Regions from separate parts of the Mus musculus genome. Here region 1 is linked to region 2. A link is a loop called in an ENCODE intact Hi-C map of the cell type or tissue named here. Cell type or tissue: gastrocnemius. All regions are shown on one strand. Each heading gives the region's core, and the rest is flanking DNA. Links, peaks and the distances in the headings are about the cores only.

Region 1 (10,810 bases), core at 953-8,952, 340 kb after region 2:
AAGACTCAGAATAGCATATGGAATGCTATTTATTATGTGTGCTTAAGAAATGGAGAGTGAGGGCTGGTGAGATGGCTCAGTGGGTAAGAGCACCTGACTGCTCTTCCAAAGGTCCGAAGTTCAAATCCCAGCAACCACATGGTGGCTCACAACCATCCATAATGAGATCTGACTCCCTCTTCTGGAGTGTCTGAAGACAGCTACAGTGTATTTACATAAAATAAAAATAAATAAATCCAAAAAAAAAAAAGAAATGGAGCGTGAGTCTACATACTTAGTGTGAGATGATGACCTGTAAGAAAACAGAAAGGTGATGTGCACACTGGCCCACACTTTTAACTGTATCACTTAGGAGGCAGAGACAGGCCCATCTTTGTGAGTTTGAGGACAGCTTAGTCTACATAGTAAGTTCCAGGATTGCCACAGCTAAATTGTGAGACCCTGTTTCAAAAAACCCAGCCAACCAAAAATAATAAAAACAAAGAAAATGGTAATAAGGGTGACTGTTAGTAATACAAACCACATGGACTAGAGGTAGGAGAGACTTCAATAAATACTTTTGAATTACCCATGCCAACACATGCACATTAAAAAAAAAAAAAAAAAAGCTTTATTTTGATAATCAAGCCTCAAACCAAAAGCTCAATGTAAGCCTACTCAACTTCATGCACTTTCTGGAAAGAACTATTACTTTCTTGGCCCCAAACACTAGACAGTAATAGCAATAGTTACAGTCATAGTAACAGTACTACTAGTAGTAATAATACAAACAGGACAGCAGCCTCTGATTTCTTCTTTGATGTTTTATCATTTACCATGTCCTCTAGCAACTTCTTGAAAACATATCAGAGTTACATTTCTTCAAGTCTATCACAATTATTACAAGAGTTTCCCACTTTTGTTCCTCCATGTTCCTCTCATCTAGTATTCATGATATTATCATACTGGTTTGCTTAAAGGCAGTATCATTTTCATCATTTTGGGTCTCCAACAAGAATTTATAATGGCACACTTTTGTTTGGTGCTTTCTCCTATCTCTAATTTTCTACTGCCCACACCTGTGGAAGACAAGTTTTCTGTTTATAATATTTTGTGTTGAAATATTCCTGCTTTGCATTTTCATTCATACCCTTTCTGGACCTCAGCTGCCTCCACAGGAAATACTTTCATGCACTTTCAGTAAGATCTAGGCTTATTGAAACAATTTTCACTAGCTATCTTATCATTCTACTATTGTTTCACTGAAGTGAGGACTTATCTTTTAAACCCAGGAAAACATAACTATGTTAAATAGGCTAAGTTCTCTCTACCCCTATGATTTTGACTTTTGATTTACTCAAAAATGGTAGGACTGACTTTAAGTTACTTAACCATGTATCAGACACTGTTTCACGCTGTACTGGATAATCATTTTCTTTTCTTCCCAATGTGTTTCCTTAAATACTTAAATGTACTGAGAACGTATACTTCCTTCCCATCTCTCACCCTTTCCAGAACTAGACATGGGGGGGAAGTACAGTAAATTACTGATAACCTTCGACAATTCAGTTACTTGATACTTAATTGCACTTATTCTAATATATTTTGGGAGAGAAAAACCCATCTATTCTGAGCAGACAATTTAGCAGTCATTTTAGGACTGAAACTGTGACTATTACTCTCAATCTATTCAACATATTTTAATTTAGTAAAGTATTCTATAAATAAGCCATCCACTCACATTTTAATTTAAAAATCCATCTATTAATGATATACTTCTTTTAATTTTGGAAATAACTTTCTAGCATGATCTAAAATCTCAAATGTTGACAAATGCTGATGTGATAATTCTAATAAACATAAAAATAATGTTGTATTCAAGAATTCTAACTTGTGTGACTTAGTAAAAACTGCAAATTGAACACGACTTTGGTTAAAATAGGAAAAAAAAAACCCTATATATTACAAAGAAATTAAACTTAAAACTTTAAATGGCTCTGACTTCCACTAGAAAGGTCCTCTCAATTTAAGTAAACGTCAAGTAAATAAAAGAGGTGACTCTAGACAGTATTCACAGCATGCTTTTCCCTATTCCCCTCATGTATGTGTAATCTATAAAGATATGTAGCCCTGAACTTTAACTTAGATGTGACCAGTTGCAGAAAACATTTTCAGATGCCATAAATCTTTAAAATATATTTTTCCAATGTTTTGTACACTTAGTGTTTGTGTGTGTTTATGTGTGTGTATATATATGTATATGTATGTATGTGTGTGGTATATATATATATATATATACACACACACCAAATTTATCCAGAACTAGTTCATCTTCCTTCCCCTCTCCCTCTCTCTCTCTGAGACAGGGTTTCTCAATATAGCCTTGCCTATCCTGGAACTCAGAGATCCACCTAACCTCTGACTCCTGAGTCCTGGGATTAAAGGGGTGCACACCCACTGCCTGGCTTCGAACTAGTTTTTTAGAAAGTATCATTATACATGAAAGTATGCTTTAAAATTTTTAAGTATTTGAAGAACCACTGTATATCTTTAAAGTGTTGGAGTACTGTTTTACAAATAAGCCTCTGTACCATATGGTCTTTTCAATAGGAATAGTAGCTAAAATATCACAACACATCGAGAAAAGTTATTTTAACTAAATGTGTAGCTAATTGCTCATGAATATGCATCCACACTTACAAATGTCTTCATCATCATTTATATTCAGAGGTAGGAGATAAAAATGTCAAAATATTATTTCTTCACAACAAGCAAAGACTCCCAAGTCAACACAAACACAGAGTACCTAACTGCCTAGTTGAATTAGAAATTAAATTTATTTAAATGTCCTTAAATATATCTGAGATACAGAGAAACACTCAAAAGTTTAAGGCAAATGTTTTAATTGAATTCTTCACCAAAAAGATAGACACATATAAAAATTTTCCAAGAAAAAAAAAAAAAAAACTCACCAGTTGAATACTAAAATATATTGAAGAACTAAGAATGTATTGCATGCATCAACAATTTACATTAATATTTTTACCATTAATAAGCTTTACAAAAGATGTAATTTTATCTCTTCTGTGAAGTGTTTATAGAATCCAAATTCTCATAGACTTTGAAAAAAAGATAGACCTGATGCTATAAATACAAACCTAAAATGTCTTTCCTTTCCAAAGCCTGTCATAGTGACTTTATTTACAAAACACATCACACTACACCCACACAAAAATCAAAGGACTCACAGTTATATATATTAAAATTATAATACAGTATTTTAAAAAACTCCCTATGTTAACACAAATAAATCTTCAAAGAAGTGTGAAAACACAAATTTTAGAATACATGTAAAGTATGTTATCAATAGTATATTGTAAAAAGTTTAAAAACACAAAGACTACATATCATTTATGACTATATACATATGCAAGAAGGGTATAAAAAGCATATATACAGAATACAGAGCAATTTCATAATAGGGTTACCATAGGGAGAATAGAGAATAGACAAAATGAGGTAGATACAAAGGAGATTTTACCTCTATCCATGTTAAACATTACAAAAGGTTGAAAAAATATATTATGTTAATATTGTTAAATCTGATGGTGTTATTATATAATGGAGTCCACTATATTATTCTCTAAACTATTTAATATTGTTAGTATTTCATAATAAAAATGAAAACATCCACAGATGACGTCATGTTAACTAATTAGAAATACTAAAACAGATTTCCTTTCCCAAAGTGACAATAAATATTAACAGAAAATGCTGCATAATTACCGATGTGTATATTTATTAAGTACCCATTTATTATTTTAAAATATGCATACAATTAGAAGCAGACTTAAATACTACTTAAAAAATTCTTCTCCTTGGTCAAAGGATTTAACTTCATACCACAAACAGGCTCTCCTTGCTTTAAAAACATCTCTTTGAATTATTTCTTAATGGTAGTAAGTGAACACTCTGAATTTTCTTTTAAGCCATTTCTTTCAAATGTGACTTAGAACAAAAGGTTTAGTGCATATAGAACAGACCTGGCTTACTTTAAAGATCAAAGAATACATTGTATTGCAATACAAACAGTGGCTCAATTAAAAACCAACATTAAATCACCAATATAAAAACTGCTTTTCAGTCTGAAACTCTCAAACTGAAGGAAAATATATATGGTTCCTAATTTTAGTTACCAAACTTTTTTTCTTGTCTGGAAAATATTCCCATCTTTGTCACATAAATAATACATCCTGGATCACAGATGAAGTTTTCAAATTAAAGATAAACAACTACTTGCCTGCTGTTTCTGATATGCAGTGTTTGGATTTATCTTTGACTCTAAGAGTAGCGATCCTGAAAGAGTAAAAAAAAAAAAAGTCTGAAATTATAAAACCTTCAGTAGCACACATCTAGTAAGCATTTCATGTCTTCTCACCAGATGAACATCTGAAGCTACAAATGTATTTTAATTCATATTTTCTAAATAAAGACTACATGGTTAACTTAGACTGTTTCATCCTACCTCCATATGTCCTCAGAAGGAAGGAAATGTGAAATCAATATTCAGACTATGAGGTAACTAAAACCTTTAAGGTCTAATTGACCATTTGAAGACTAAACTTTAACAAAAGCTGTTTCACTGAATTTCCTGTCTAACAAAACAAATTACAAGGACCCCAGAGAGACTTACCATACAAATGATATTTATCCTTTTCCTTTGACAAACCCTCCTCTTCATAATGTAGAAATAAATGCCTCTTAACTCCTAATGAGGGACTCTGCACTAGTACAACATTTGCCCAAAATGATCTAAGATTGCTATTCTTTTATTTCTTGAATGCATTAGCTGTTCCAGTTGGGCAGCTCTTGAGTATATATAAGTAGTAGCTTTTTTATTATGGCTGTCAGTTTTTAATATTAAAATGGTTTCTATGAATTCTGCAATCAACAAATACAACTTCACAGTCCGCTTTAGTTTTCTAACTTGCCGAGATTGTGGAACCCACTTTTTCACTCCCTACAACGGCAGCCTTGGAGGGATCAATCAATAAATATGTACGTGCTTGTGTGTTTCGTGGCAACAGTCTGTAGTAACTCCAAGAGAAAGTCCGTTTTAGTTTTCCCCAGCACCTGGCGATTGGAACAACTGAAACTTGTTTTTAAGGCAGAGTTTCTCTAAACCTTTTATGCTACATAGGTACAACCGACAGGACTGTACCTAAAGCGGCTCGGGAGTCGGGGGTCATCTCATGGGCGATATTCCTACCTGGTCTTCTACTGACTTCCCACTCATACATTCTAAACCTCAACTACCGGGTTGGGATGGGGGGGTGGGGGGGGGGGGAGAAGGAGTCAAATCCTCAATAGGGATGGAGGCGGAGAACTGCGAGTTCACGTCTGACAGAGAGTAAATCCAGGCCCAGCAGTTTGTTTTTATCGTAAAGAAGGGCAGGCTCAAGACCAATGCGCTGTCCCTAGTGGTGCTAGTCAGAATACAGTACCGGAGCGCAGCGCTTAACCCTCAGGTTGTGCCGCAACCGATGCACTATCCCCTACCCCACCGTTCCAATACCCTTACCGTCGGACTCGGCACGAACCAGCAGCGACATCCCCTTGAGCTCCTCTACGTAAGTGGAGGAGACGTGCCCGGTGCCTCGGTCGTCCCATTGCCGGTCTTCGTTAAGGGTATAGACCTTCACTCGCCTCCGTGTATCCGACATGGTGGCTTCTGGCCCCACCGTTCCAGCCGCCACCTCCTCGCTCACCTCGCCGGTATCCCTCACTCTTGAGAGCCGGTAGTGGCGGCAGCGGCGGTGGTGGCAGCGACTCTGGAGAGGCCCGAGTTTACCATGGCTCTAAAGGTTTAGCCGCGAGAAGGGGTGACCAGAGCCACCGAGAGCCCTCCGCTCGTGGTCTCCGCTACCCCTCCCTTCACCGCGGCGCACAACCACTCTCCCTTCCTTTTGCGTCCCGGAGCTCGCTCGCTCTCCCGCTGCCGCCGCCCGCCGCGGTTACTACTACAGATCCGCCATCTTGTAACCCGACTCTCTGCCTTTCTCTTCCTCTTCCAGCAGGTTCGTACGGGCTGCCCTAGCAGGGGCTACGGCGGCCGACGAGCCCAACGCACAGTACCTTTACCTCCGAACACACTTCCGGAGAGTCAGACCTCGGCGATCTCGCGAGGAGTGCGCCGCCGAGGTGAGCCGGCCAAGGAGGGACTTCCTCCTCTTTCGGCCCCGCTTCCTGATTCGGGAATCTCAGTTGGGCGGGGAAGTCCCGCGAGCTTTTCTACCTGCGCCGGGAGGAAGCGTGTGTAGAAGGTTGCCTTGGCGATGGAGTTGCCGAGTTGTTCTTCGGGATTTGTAGGGCTGATGTTGGTCATGTGGCGGGTTGTCAACTCTGGACTTGCTCTCAGCAGAACAGAGCCAGGCTGAGAAGTCCGAATGCGTGCACAGGACTAGAGTGAAGCCAAGTGTAGGGACTCAGGCTGACAGCCCGAAAAGGACTGAGACGGGGTGAGGGTGTTCGAGTCATTCGTGAAGACGATGGGAGGTCGAGCCTTCACCCACTAAAATCCGTTATAGAATCTGCGAGGCTTCTGCCGGGAAGGTGTTCCATGGCCACGATGAGCAGTGGGCGATCTAATGTTCCACAAACGCGTTGACAGTTCCTATTTCCCGCCGAAGCGTTCTTCCGTTAGCCGGGTACCACGGACCATTAAAAGGTTCAGAGAGACCGGCGGCAGCGACGAGGCAAGCACAGGCGTACAGCCTCACAATCCTCGGGGAGCTCTCAGCTTCATGTGCCGCAAGAACGGTTTCCAGCGTGAAGTTAACGTCGCTCAGAGCGTGACGCTCGCCCGAAGGCATCCGCTCCCAGCGTAGTTCTGCCGCCTCTCCGTTCTCTTATATGGTCCCTCAACTCTTGGCTCTAACCTGAAAGGTGAACACGGGGCAGGTGCACATGTTGATCCCGCGGTGTATTTCGGGAGTTGTAGTCATCACCATGCTTGTCAAAGTGTGCTTATGATTTGACGAGGTTAGGCGGCAACTCATGTTTAAAAGGGTGTCTTATGTACATAGTCGCTTGATTGAAAAGGATTTCAAAATTTGAACTATCATTGCGATTCTTTAAATGTATGAGGGACCAAGAAAATTAGCCTGGTCTGCTGTCATTTGCCTGTAACGACTGCATATGGAAATTGCAGCCTATGGTATGTAACAGGATTCTGCCTATGATAAAAGGACGTGAATCACTATACATAAGTCCCTGATAATCTGTGACTGATATGGACAAAATGTACTTTGAACCAGGGAAAATATGACTTGTTTGGGGAAGGCCATAGAAAGCTTTCCAGAGTCAGTGTTTTAGCCCAATGTTAGAGGACACCCAAGGATTTGTCTAAGCATCCTTTTCATTGCCCACTCTAAAGGAGAAAAGAACGTTGGCAAGAGCACTGGATAGATCCTGGAAGCCCACTCAGCCTTTAGGACAGAAATTTCAGGTGCCCAGAGCATTCTCTGTAGAATGTTTTGGTCAGGGTCCATCCAGCTTATGCTGTAGTCTGGAAGCATCACTGTGCCATAGCCATACCTTCCCCCAGAGTCTTTTACAAGGAAACTACAACTCCAAAAGGTTGTAGCCCAAATGAGCCCCTGATGTCCTTGATCTTTACAAGTAATACCTTTATATGTGAAAAAATTAAAATGGCAAAGAACTTCTGCAATGCAAGGTAAGTCTCTTCAGCTCCCGCTTCCCGCTATTCTCCAGAAAACAGTGACTATATCACTCCCCACTAGATCCCCTCTCATTCTCACTGTGTGTGAGGTTAGACTGGGGGCAGTTCCTTGGTGTGTGTCCTATACATTTGTACATTTGATTTAATGCTGCTATCATCATCTAAAAATGTTAAGTAATTTTTGAACATTGTTTTCTTTCCACTAGGTTTTATGCTGTATTTTGTTTTAGAAATAGTTTAGCATGTGCAAATGTGTGTGTAAATATACTGTAGTTGTCTTTTGATGATTTAAATGACTGTTTCCAGGACTCAAATCCATCCCAATATCTGTATGATGAAGTCTTTCATATAAAATGGCATATGTTTTGCTTATAACCTATAAGGTCCTGCAGAATAATTTGTATCATTTTTGGATTATATTACTATAATACTTTATATAGTTATATTACAATACAAATGCCACACATTTTTAAAAAAGATTTTTATTGCGTGTGTTTTTGTATGTGTGTGGTTACCAGAAGGTTTTGGATGCTCTAGAACCAGAGTTATAGTTGTGAATAGCCAGATGGGTTCTCCACCAGAATTCTTTAACTGCTGAAACATCTCATCACTGCCATAGAAGCTTTTAAAAAATGAGATTTATTCATTTGGTGAAGGGAGGGGCTGTGCTACAACATAGTGTAGAAGTCAGTCCTAGAAGTCAAAGTCAGGTTGTCAGTCTTGGCGGCAAGCACATTAGAACCCTTTCTCCTACCTGACACAGGTATTTTTGCAGGAGGAAAAAAAATGCAGAAAACAAAAAACAAAAAACCCTCCCTTAAGCCATATGAGTTTGGTAGAATTCATGTATATAATATGTATGTATGTATGTATATTGTTACCACTTTCAGTTCTCTGATGACCTTCTCTGAGAATGATTGTGTGTGTGTGTGTGTGTGTGTGTGTGTGTGTGTGTGTGTGTGTGTATTTATAGAAAGGCTTACAGCCTATGGTCTAGCTAGTCCAATGGCTCTCTATGAATGGAAGGTCCAAGAATCTAGTAATTTAGTCTATGAGGCTGTATGTCTCTATGACTCTGTTGGTCTTCAGTATATGGCAGAATCTGAAGAAGTAGGCTCCAGTGAAGGAATGGACTTGCCAGTGAGATCAAGAGTAGGAACAAGTAAAGAGAGCAAACTTCCTTCTTCCATGTCCTTTACATAAGCTGCCAGGCAAGGTGTGGCCCAAATTAAAGGTGATCTTCCCACTTCAAATAATTTCATTAAGGAAAAAAAAATCCCTGTGTACCCAGGTTACTGTCTTAGTTGGAGTTTTATTGCTGTGAAGAAACACGAACACCACAACAATAATTGGGGAAAACATTCATTGGGGCTGGCTTACAGCTTAGAAGTTCAGTCTATTATCAACATGGCAGAAGCCTGGCAGCACACAAGTATACATGGTGCTGGAAAGGTAGCTGAGTGTTCTACATCTTGATTCACAGGCAGCAGGGAGAGAGAATGTGCCACTGGGCCTAGGTTGGGCTTTTGAAACTCCAAAGCCTAACCCCAAGGCCATACATATTCCAACAAGGGCACAAGTCCTACTATTTTCAAATAGTGCCACTTCCTGTTAGCCTATGGGGGCCATTTTCATTCAAAGCAGCACAGGAACCTATCCAATTGCTTGGGTTTTAGTTAATTCCAGATTTAGTCAAGCTGACAACCATGAATGGCCATCACAGGTTGTATACTAAGGCAAGAAAACAAGCAGTAAGATTGTTTTTGCGGAATGGTTTTAGTGTCTGACACAATGTGGCCTCTTTTTGCTGACAATAACCATGTTGCCTGTGCAAAATTTCAGGCACCTAAAAAATATGGAGGAAATAACTAGAGACTGAAATTGAGGTATTTAGGATATTTCAGAGACTAAATCTAGGTCCCAAGTGATAGACTTGAGCTTATTTCTTGCAATTTTAAGGGTAGATATAGGACTTGAGGTACGTGGAGCTCCATTTTATATTTTAAAGATATCTGAATGCTCAGGCTAGTCTTGGCTATGTAACCAAGGCTTTTGTTGGGAAAACCGAAGCCTTAAAATGTGGTTGAGAGCCCCTTAGTGATTTTGGGATTGTAGACTTTTGGACCCTCAGACCTTGTAGATGCAGCTCATGAATCCTTATAAAAGCAAGCACTTTCTTTCCTTTACTACTTATTTATTTTCTCTCTAGCTCTGAAACCATGGTAACTAGGTTTAAATCTATGGGAACTGCTTGGAAGATTACACACCAAAGGACCTAAAATCAGCCAGAATGTTGAGTTGGGAAGTCACATTACACCTGGAATTAGATTTTCAGTGTGCAGCTAAGAGGCTTCGTAGACTTCACTTGCACTCTTTGGGAGCAGGTATTTAACCATAAAATAGACTACAGGCATAGGACAAAGTCATTGCAGGTTTAGCTCTTCAAGGCCTGGAAAAGTTTTGCTGAGAAAAGTGGAAACGAGTTCTCCACATAGCAGCTTGGACTCCTGAGGAAGAGAGCTAGTTCCTCTGATGTGCTCACTTGTGAATCATACTTGTTTTGTTAAGTGGTTTAGGTGGTCATCTCAAAGTGTTTTTGTTTTTCTCTGATACACCTTTTAATTTCATAACCACCAGAAGTGTTGAATAATAGTGGTGCTTGTTTTGTTCCTGACTTTGACATAGTGTTATGTTTCTAATACTTAGCTAATATATATGTATATATATGCATACATATATTTCTAATACTTCTAATATATATAAATATATATATCATGTGCATTCAGGATCCTGCTGAGGGCAGAAGAGGTTGTCGGATCTCTTGGAACTGTAGTTTACTGGTGGTTGATATAAGCTAGCCCTGTAAGCCATCATGTGGGTGCTGGGAACCCAGTCCTAACTGCTGAGCCGTCTCTCCAGCCCATTTCTAATTTTTGACTGATATTTGCCAAATTATGGACATTGTATACATTGAATTTTTTAAGTTACTTCTCTGGGAACTGGTGATATGTGTTCCCCTCAATATTTTTGTTATTTTATATGTTATGATAATTACCTACATATTTTATGCTTTGTGTTCTTTAGTATCAC
Region 2 (10,810 bases), core at 1,214-9,213:
TTCCCCTCAGCTAGACCCATGGCAAACTTTATGACATCATCTTCCCCTAATTACTTCCCAGTCAGGGTTCCCAAAAAATTCTGATAGTATAACTAGACACATGTTCTTTAATCCATACTTATTATTTCAGTCTCTCTCTGTGTGTGCGCGCGCGTGTGCATGTGCATGCACACATATGCCAGCCAGCCAGCCAGCTTTTAAGATTTTGAGAGCAGAAAAAATACATTTTACGTGCACACAACTTACTTACCAGAGTACACTGAAAAACATCTGAAAAGAAATAGATAACAGCAAGCATTGAAAACTAGTTCTGTCTGACTTGCTGTCTGCGTTAGGACAGTTTTCAACCTACCTTTCTCAGAACTGCCCTTTATTTCATTTTGTACTCAGGATTAAGACCTTTCACCTAATACAAACAACGAAGTCTATTCTCTGGGTGTCTATAAACATCACACCTTTTCGTGCCTTTGATTTCCTTTGGCAGGTAGGGCTAGACCTGTAGTTTTTCTTTTACCAAAAACAGACAATAGGGTCCTTTGATTCTTGAACCCCTTCAGTGCTCATTTCCACAAACTGTCCTTACTGCCATTTTCCACAAAATGTCCTTACAGTTACATTACCAAGTCTCCCTTAACGTCATCTTGTGGAAATGCTACAAACTTAGTCTTTTTTTTTTCCCCCTTTAAAAACAATTTCTTAGCTTTTACTTTTCAGATAATCATGCCTGGGCAAATATTTCCTCAAGTTCATGCTAGATACTTTTCAGTTCAACTACTTCATGTTTACTTCATTGTAAAGTTCATATTGAATTTGACTTGAAGACAAAGAGCCTTAAGTACAGTGTTTCTTTGTACTAAGTGCAGTTCTCACACAAATGTGTGTTGAGGTATAATGATAATGTTTGGATGATGATGTAGTTATTTCAACACACACAGTTTAAGTTAGTTCTATTTCATAATATAAACCTTTGGTGGTAAAACTCTGATACAAAATACTTGGCATCCAATTACAGATAGAATAAAGTTAAGAAGTCATTATTATAGACTAAATGATTAAAGTAGTAGTTCAGGCAGGGTAAAGGATTTCAGAAACTAAACTGATGGATAGATGTGTTGAGGGAGGCACTCTGAGATTACATAGCTGATGGATGGCCAGATTGACCACAGTTTAAGCATTTTGCATTTGTGACTCCTTTTCACCCAAGAGATTTCAATATGACAGGTATACAAATCAACATAAAACAGGTATACAAATCAATACTTACTGATAATAAATTTTAATACTTTGATATGCACATATTTTATTAATGAAGAATGAAAAGTTATGTATCAATACAATAGATGTACTTTATGTTTACATATGGGATTGAATTTGTAGGAATAATTGATCCTGCAGGAGTTGGAGAATCTTCAGTGTTTTTCAGAGTTGATCAATATTTTGGTTTATTTTGTGATTATCAATACTAAGACTATCACTTTGCTGCCATATATGGGTTAGGAATGCAGGTCCTCTGCAAGTACAGCAAGTACTCTCTTAACCAATGAGCCATCATTCCAGTTCTGAATTAAACATTGTGGTGGTTTGAAGATGCTTGGCCCAGGGAATTGCACTATTAGGAGGTATGGCCTTGTTGGAGGAAGTGTGTCATTGTAAGGATGCTTTGAGAGACCTTTTTCCTAACTGTCTGGAAGCCAGTCTTCTGTTTATCTTCAGAACAAGTTGTAGAACTCTCAGCTTCTCCAGCACCATGCCTGCCTAGATGCTGCCATGCTCCCACCTTGATGATGAGAGTTGCCTTAGTCATGGCATCTCTTCACAGCAGTGAAACCCTAACTAACACAAATATCCTTAATTGTTTTTTAAGTTTTGAGACAGGCTCTCACGCTGTTGTCATGGCTAGCCTGGAATTCTGTGTAGGCTGGCCTCTAACTCACAGACCTATATCTACCTCTGCCTCCTAAGTGCTAGGATCATAGGTATGTGCCATCATGCTCAGAAAATAAAACAGATGTTTATTGCTGGAGGTTAAATTTCTAAACTTAGACCAGGAGAACTTAAAAAAAAATCACATTTGGCTACATGAGAAATTTCTGTAGATAAAAATCAATCTAAAAATAAGAGAAAAAAGTGAGAGGAAGGAGGGAGGAAAGTAAACAAAGCCAGGAGCCGCTCCTCTCTTACTTTTTTTTCTCTCTTATATTTCGATTAGATTTTTATTTAAATTAGTAGTTTTCAACCTGTAGGTTAAAACACCTCTGACAAACTATATTTCCCAAAATATTTACACCATGACTCATAACTAGAAAAATTACAGTTATAAAGTAGTAATGAAATTAATTATTTTTTCGAAAAATGTTTATTTATACACTGTACACTATAGCTGTCTTCAGACACTCCAGAAAACAGCATCAGATTTGGTTACGGATGGTTGTGAGCCACCATGTGGTTGCTGGGATTTGAACTCAGGGCCTTTGGAAGAGCAGTCATTGCTCTTAACCACTGAGCCATCTCACCAGCCTGAAATTAATTAATTTATTATTTTAATTTTTTATGTTTTTGGTTTTTCGAGACAGGGTTTCTCTGTATAGCCCTGGCTGTCCTGGAACTCACTCTGTAGACCAGGCTGGCCTCAAACTCAGAAATCCACCTGCCTCTGCCTCCCGAGTGCTGGGATTAAAGACGTGTGCCACCTCCGCCCGGCGATGAAATTAATTTTATGGTTGGAGGTCACTACAACATGAGGAACTGTATTAAGTGTTGCAGCATTAGGAAGGCTGAGAACCATTGGTCTAATATGAACCAAAAATATGAACAAAATTAGCTCAAAATGGGAGGAGGGGAATAATAATCATGAGAAAACTGTCATGGTATTTGCTAACTAGAAAAATGAACAGCTCAAAGACCATTAAAGCGGTAGGCATGGTGGACACGTATCTTTAGTCCCAGCGCTTGGGGGCTGAATTACACAGATCTCTGGGAGTTCCAGGCCCGTTTGGGCTATAGTGAAACACTGTCTCAAACCAAACCAAAACAAAATGCCGTCCTCAAACCAAACCAAAATGTTAAGCCTTTGTTAATTTTTTCAAACACACCCACACACACCCAGAAAATCCATATTAAACAATATGCATTTGACCAAAAGTTGTCTCCTAAAAATCCTGTCAAGAATGTAATTAAAGTTTGGGTAAGCAAGATGGCTCAGTGGGTAAAGGCACTTGCAGTCAAGCCTTGTGCTCTGAGCTTGATTCTGGAACCTCATCAGTTAAAAGGAAGAACAGATTCCCACAAGTTGCCTTCACACACATACAGAGAGAAGTGTTGGTGGGCACTAGGTTAATTTACTCATTGCTGATAAATTTAGAGTAGTTATTTTCATAAACTATTTAGAATATGAAGATTGGTATTCCAATATGGAAGTGGCTAAAAATTGTGATTGAGGGTGGGGAACTCAGTTGGTAAAATGCTTGAGACTACTGGTTCCATTCTCTGCAACCAATAAACAAATGATTATTATCCAGCTACATAAAATATTTATTAAAGTAGGAAATAGGTTAGCAATAGGAAAATGTTCATCAGTTAAAAAAAAACAGGATACAAAATTGTCTCTGTATGAGGCTTCAATTGTTTAATGAACACGTTGACATTCAAAACAATGAAAAAATGAATGCAGAAATAGGGAGGGCTCCTGTGGTCACGATGGTGGCAGTGTTCAAGATGAGCTAGATACCAGTCTGTGGCCCACAAGACCATTCATTGCTGAAACAATAAAAAAGAATAGAAAGAAAATCACAGTGCTGATTCTAGACCACCAACCAGAGTACACATGGAGGGACCCATGGCTCCAGCTGCACATGTAGCAGAGGATGGCCTTGTTGGGCATCAATGGGAGAGGCCCTTGGTCCTGTGAAGGCTCGATGCCCTAGTATAGGGGAATGCCAGGGTGGGGAGGTGGGAGTGGGTGGGGCAACACCCTTATAGAAGCAGGGGGTGGGGGATAGGATAGGAGGTGGGTGGGGGAACCGGGAAAGGGGATAACATTTGAAATGTAAATAAAGAAAATATCCAAAAAAAAAAAAAAAAAGAGTTTAAAATAAAAGAGATTTTAAAGGGGCTGGAGAGATGGCTCTATGTTTAAGAGCACTGTTTGATCTTCCAGAGGACCTGGGTTTGCACCCATATGGTAGTAGTTCATGACCATATTTAATTCCAGTTCTAGGGGATCCTACCCTCTTTTGGTCTCCAAAGGTGGTACAAACACACACAGGCAAAAAGATTAAACAACAACAACAACAACAAAAAGGTTAAGGGGGCTGGAGAGATGGCTCAGTGGTTAAGAGCACTGGATTTTCTTCTAGAGGACCTGGGTTCAATTCCCAGCACCCACAGGGCAGTTCACAAGTGTCTGTAACTCCAGTTCCAGAGGATCTGGAACCCTTGCACAGACATGCAGGCAGAAAACCAATGCACATAAAAAAATGTTTGTTTGTTTTCGAGACAGGGTTTCTCTGTGTAGCTCTGGCTGTCCTGGAACTCACTTTGTAGACCAGGCTGGCCTTGAACTCAGAAATCCACCTGCCTCTGCCTCCCAAGTGCTGGGATTAAAGGCATACGCCACCACCGCCGGGCAATAAATCATTTTTAAAAAAAGGTTAAACTAAAAAGTTTTAAAATTTTGAAATCCTGAGTTCAGAGTGAAACTGTAAACACAACTCTGACTTACTCTTTTGTAGTTTCTTCCAATACTGAGTAAATCATAGGCTGGAACAAATCCCTGTTTTCCAGTCTGCCCTCCTTCTTCTACTGCACAGGCAGAGAAAGCTCCTGGCTAATGTGGTGTGTTTATGGTAACTCACCCAAGAGTGTCTGCTTAGGGGCTCAGTTTTTGACCATGTATGGACACTATCCCAGCTCCTAGCTAGCACGGCATCATTCCTTGCCAAAACTCTGTGAAACCCTCTTAAGACCAGATGAGTGACTTCACTGACTTCCACATGTGAGATTGATGAGCCCGCCCAAAAGCTGCCTCCTAGTAAACCTGCCTTTATCTACATGTAATATGTTCTAATCTGGCTCTATTTGTGTCACCGAGGGAGAGAAAAAGCATACCATCTGTGTCTTAAGAGGGGTTCTTTTTCAGATCTTCACTCCCAAATAAATACAATTAATTTATATTAAACATCTCTGAGTGTATCAGTGTTTCATGTTGCATGTGAGCCTTAATTTCAAAGTTTAAGTGAAATACTAATGTGGAATTTGAACCTTATTCAAAGTAAGTGGTCCCACCATGGTTGCAAATTCCAGGCCATAAGTATCATAACGACCACTGTAATTCGTCGCAGTACTGTTTTCTTCCTTTCTTTTCTTTTTTCTTTTTTTTCGAGACAGGGTTTCTCTGTATAGCCCTTGCTGTCCTGGAACTCACTCTGTAGACCAGGCTGGCCTCGAACTCAGAAATCCGCCTGCCTCTGCCTCCCAAGTGCTGGGTTAAAGGAGTGCGCCACCACACCCGCAGTACCGTTTTCTAATATCATAATATGCGGGAGTGATGGCTGGTCTTCCAGAGGACCGAGTTCGGTTCCTAGCACCTACATGACTCACCATCACTCCAGTTCTAGTAAATTGAACACCTTCTTTCAGCCTCCTCAGGCACTGCTCACACGTGGTGCACAACCATGCAAGCCGGTAACTAACGCCCATAACACATAAAATTTAAAAGAACGGAAAGACGGAAGTCACAAGCTACAGTTGTTGAGGCATGAAGCCACATTGCCGCGGCCGAGCAATGGAACCCGGAGCTTTCCGACCCCGGCACTGGAGGCTCAGGTGGTTGGGGGTGTGGCTAAGCGCTCTCGGCGGCCCAAAGATGGGTCAGGCCACAGAGCCATGCCAGGGCGGAGCAAGCAGCCATCACCACGCCCCCGAAGCCGTGGCACTTCCGGTAAGCCTGCCCACGTAGAGGGGAAAATGGCAGGCTCGGAGCTGCGGGCTGAGTTAGAACAGAGGCTCGGCGCCCTCGCCATTCGCACGGAGGTCGTGGAGCATCCCGAGGTGAGACTGCGGCCCCAGGAAGGCAGAGGGTCTTCGGGCGAGTGTTTATTGGGTCCAAGCAGAGGCTTATAAGTTTATTTAAAACTGCGGCAACCGTGAGGAAACTTGTCCTGGGATGACTGACGTGACTTAAAAGCCGGTTGGATAGCTGATACGTTATGTAGATAACTAAGGAACAAGGCACTACATAAGTGGCAACCCTATAGAATCGCCTAGGCTGTATCTGGTACCAAAGGCACAGCAGGCCATTGAGGTGGCTTGGTTTTTTACTTCTTTGGACAGTCGTTACCACTGCAGCACGGCAAGGATCATTTCCCAAATAATTACAAAAAGTATATAACCCCTGAGTCTGGAGAATTGTTTTCGCGGTTAAGAGCACGTACTTCTCTTGCAGATGACACGAATTTATTTCAGCACTCACACTGAGAGCTGTTTAAAACTACAGTTCCTCTTTTGGCCCGCTCCCGCTTGTGCCACAAACAAAAGTACGTACCTTAATTTTAACATGACCTACACTGGAGATGTACAATTTTTGTGGAAACTATTATGAGGGTTGGTAAGGCTTGCACGACACATTTTATGATAGAAAACACCTGTCTTAATATTTACTATTTCCCATTTTTACAAAGGTCACATTCTGTGTACATTCCCAGCCTCCAAATACTTTAAGGCCCTGGAGTACTGGTACTTGTAACATTAAAAAAATGTTCTTTATGTACTAACCTGGGGTCTTATGTTCTTCATCGATGCCCTTGTAGTGAATGTCTGGGACTCTGGAGATAAATATTAAGGACTGTCATCAAATTTTACGCCAAAGTTCAAAAGTTATAAGCGTCTCAGGCACCTGATGGCTTTGTTAGCCACTGGGATAGAAAACTGGCCCAACAAAAACTGAGGTCTTGAGGTCTGCAACTGTGATGATTAAGGCTCCCCCTGAACCCCAACCAGGATTTTGCTGCACTCTTGAATTCTTGATCTCGGCCTCAGCTCTAAGTACCAGTACTCCAGGTACCAGGCCTTTAAAGTATTTGGAGGCTGAGGTTTTTAGTTCAGAGATATTGTGCCTGCCTAGCAAGCATAGCACTCTGGGTCCTATCCTCAGCACCAAAAGGCCCAACCCCTATCAAAACATTTATAACGAATACCAGTTAAATTCAGAGCATCCACCATGAAAAATATGTACAACCGTGGATATGTATGTGTGCAATTTACAGTGTTTTTTCTTTTGCATATTTTGCAGGTGTTTACAATTGAAGAAATGATGCCTCATATTCAACATCTGAAAGGAGCACATAGTAAGAACTTATTTCTTAAAGACAAAAAGAAGAAAAACTATTGGTTAGTCACAGTTCTTCATGATAGACAAATCAATTTAAATGATCTTGGCAAGCAGTTAGGAGTTGGGAGTGGAAATCTTCGGTTTGCTGATGAAACAGCCATGCTAGAAAAACTGAAAGTTGGTCAAGGCTGTGCCACACCTTTGTCACTCTTCTGCGATGATGGAGATGTTAAATTTGTCTTGGATTCAGCTTTTCTGGAAGGTGGACATGAGAAAGTGTACTTTCACCCAATGACTAATGCTGCAACAATGGGGTTAAGTCCTGAAGACTTTCTCATATTTGTGAAGGCTACAGGACATGATCCCATAATTCTAAACTTTGATTAAAAAATGATTGGGAGGGCTGGAGAGATGGCTCAGCGGTTAAGAGCACTGACTGCACTTGCAGAGATCCTGAGTTCAATTCCCAGCAACCACATGGTGGCTCACAACCATCTGTAACGGATCTGATGCCCTCTTCTGGTGTGTCTGAAGATAGCTACAGTATACTCCTATACAATAAATAAATAAATAAATAAATCTTAAAAAAAAAAAAAGATTGGGAGCCAGGTGTGGTGGCATATGCTATTTGCCTAGCACTTTAGGCAGAGCAGGCTGATCTCTGAGTTCTAGGCCAGCTAACATCTAATAGTCAGCTGCTATGTCAAACAAAAGTCAATTTGGTTAATATTCATAATAAACTCATTCTGACAGCTGTTTTTATTTCTTGTGTCTTTAATTTGGAGACTATTATTTACCTTAAAGATATTTATGTGTATGAGCATTTTGTCTGCATGTAATGGTACAGTCAGGTACCATTACAACTGGCTTATTAAATTCAATGTAGAAAAACTAGAAGTAGAAAATTGTTTCCACTAAAGTATTAAATTTATATCTTAAAACTCGGCTGCAAAATATAGCATCAGAACTGGTTCAGATGACAGAGAGGCAGTTCCCTTTGTCCTCTACCCTAACTTACTATCCTATTTTATGATAAATTTATTCATCTTTGTTATGGTGAGTCCTGGTTGGGAACTTGATTTGATCCAGAACAAAATACTCCCCTGAGCAGATCTGTGAGGACATTTCTAGGCAGGACTAAATGAGGAAGACTCCACAGTGGGCAGAATTTTGACAGCAGCTTGGATGAAGTTCCAGGAAAGAGCTGTGTTGCTTTTGTGCCTTCATTGCTTCTTGCTGGTGAGTCCTACTGCTGCTACTACCATCCTTTATTGACACATGCCCACACAGCCTGAAGACCAGAGGCTCTTCAAGAATCCTCCAGGCACACTGAACCTACTAGGTTCTCAGAATCTCCAACATGTAAAAGAGACATTGTTCCAAATACCCTAGGTTATATTCCTTTAGAAAATGTTAATATAATTTCCTTTCAATTATGGCAGCTGAAGTATTAAATCTAGGAACAATTTAGTCAACTCTTTATTCATTGAGGATCTGACATAGGCTAGAATATAGAAATTGCTCTTGCCATTATCTCCATTCCAGTTAACTAGGATATTTCTAAAAGAACTGTATTTTCCTGTTCAAGCTTTGAGAAATACTTTTCATCTAGTAGAGAAACTAATTTGTACCAACTTGTGTTACTGAAAGGCAAAATGAAACTAATGATTGCCTTTGCCCCAGAGGTTCCATGCTTGTTTTACCTGCTCTGCACTCAATCTCTAACATAAACAAGTAGTTCTAAGTTCTTATGAACATAAAACGAAGGACCTGAATCAGAATTTGTAGACCTTGGATATCATGTTGATAGTGAAAACAGGCTCCAGAAGAATGATATGGTAAGATGCCTCGAGTTACTAAGTAAAAATAAAAGACTGAATGAATTTTTTGGGGTTTATTTTTGTTTTGCCTACATGTAGATCTGTAACCTGTGTCCATTGCCCATGGAGGCCAGGAGAAGGCACTAGCTACCCTGGAGCTAGAGGTTACAGACAGTCATGAACTGCAGCATGGACAGTGCTGGAGATGGAACCTGGCTCCTCTGAAAGAGCAGCCAGTGCTGAACCACCGAACCAATACTCCAGCCCCACAAAGACAACAATTTTTGCAGCCTATCACATTCTTAGGAGTTTTAATTCCCGAAGTTCCAGTAACCTGTGGTTAAATGAACCAAAATTATTACATGAGAAATTCCAAAATTCATAAGCTTTAAACGACATGCCTGTTTCAGTAGCAGGAGATGTTATCACTGAATGACTGTCTGGCATATCCATAGCATATATTCTACCTACCTGTTGGTCACTTAGTCCCCGTGGTTACCAAACTTGTGGCAGTGAATGTGGTGTCTCAGCACTGGTGTTCAGACAACCCCTATCGACTAGCTTAATATATTTCCTCTATCACTGCACTCAGTTCATCACCTAGTTATTTTATCTCACATCACAAGAAGAATGCATAGAGCACAAGAAGAAGTACTGAGAAAGGAGCTGGGACTACAGCTAAGTAAAGTGCCAGCGTACCACGCTTAAGGCCCTGAGTAAAATCTCCAGTAGTACCCCCTTCCTACCACCCCCGAAACAACAAACTATTGTTATAGTTCTATTTTATTATTAGCTACCATTGTTATTATCACTGTATCTACTTTATAATTTAAGCTTTCTCTTAGTAAACATACTTAAACTTATTTTAGGATTGACAGAACTGACTCTCTACCCAAACATCTTAATGACCAAAATGATTAGGATAAAGTCTATGAAGCCCCAAAACAGTTCTCCAGGGAAAAAGTAACACTTGGCCAACATACAATTTTAAAATGACTGTAACAATTTGTTAAAAAATTACCTTTTGTTTTTATTTCTTTTTATATCAGTTAGTCCAACATAAATACTTTTAAGGAGAATTAAAGAAAAAGAAAGTGACTATAAAAACCATCTCAAACAATGGTATCTTGTCGTGCATGGACTCCTGTGACAGACATCAGGTGCCACCGAGGAAAGTTGTTTTGTTATTCAACTCTACCTCCCTTATTAGCATTAATTTTAAAGGAAATGTTACAGCTTTTTATATTATTTGATTTGGTATTTAATAACAGCTGTGAGTACAATGGCAAACATTGAAAACAAAACTAGTAGAAATAAAAAAGACAATTTAAAATCAGATTTTGTCAGAGGATGTTATAAGTGCAACATTACCCATTAAGCATTCCATTTAAGGCGTTTTCATTGTCCAAATAGCTTAACCTGTATATCAAGATTTATAATTATAAAATGGGCTCTTTTTGTACTATTCATATTCAAGACTCAAAGAAAAAAAATACATCTCAGGACAAATAGCTGAAAAGAAAGACAATTCACTTTTTTTCATAAAAAGTAACTTAAAGTACAAAAGTAATTTAGAATGCATAATTCCCCATCACAATTCCAGATTTGGTACAGTATTGATTTTACTTCCTGACATAAAGTGTTAAGACAGTTCAGGCTGTAG

The links. Hi-C counts contacts between places; a loop is a spot of excess contacts. Peaks named below come from ENCODE experiments on the same cell type or tissue, not always from the same donor. Only the 100,000 strongest peaks of a DNase experiment are listed, where the experiment ranks them.
Region 1: a loop joins it to region 2, with 4 times the contacts of the local background. A loop is called at or near these places in 2 of 42 quality-filtered maps.

The regions. Positions count from the first base shown.
Region 1 is chr11:29,168,198-29,179,007 of GRCm38, reverse strand. Ppp4r3b (protein phosphatase 4 regulatory subunit 3B) reads right to left here and starts at 6,032. Exons shown (of 16, transcript NM_134034.3): 1 at 5,561-6,032; 2 at 4,280-4,335. The coding sequence starts at 5,702. In gastrocnemius, for the core only: a CTCF peak has its summit at 5,463; DNase peaks (open chromatin) are centred at 5,603, 6,141 and 6,809; H3K4me3 peaks cover 3,872 bases; H3K27ac peaks cover 3,042 bases.
Region 2 is chr11:29,510,155-29,520,964 of GRCm38, reverse strand. It overlaps Prorsd1 (prolyl-tRNA synthetase domain containing 1), which reads left to right and starts at 5,932. Exons shown (of 2, transcript NM_026465.3): 1 at 5,932-6,048; 2 at 7,289-9,208. The coding sequence starts at 5,965. The coding sequence ends at 7,714. It also overlaps a transcript of Ccdc88a not described here. In gastrocnemius, for the core only: no CTCF peak of the experiment used is centred there; a DNase peak (open chromatin) is centred at 5,887; H3K4me3 peaks cover 1,834 bases; H3K27ac peaks cover 1,286 bases.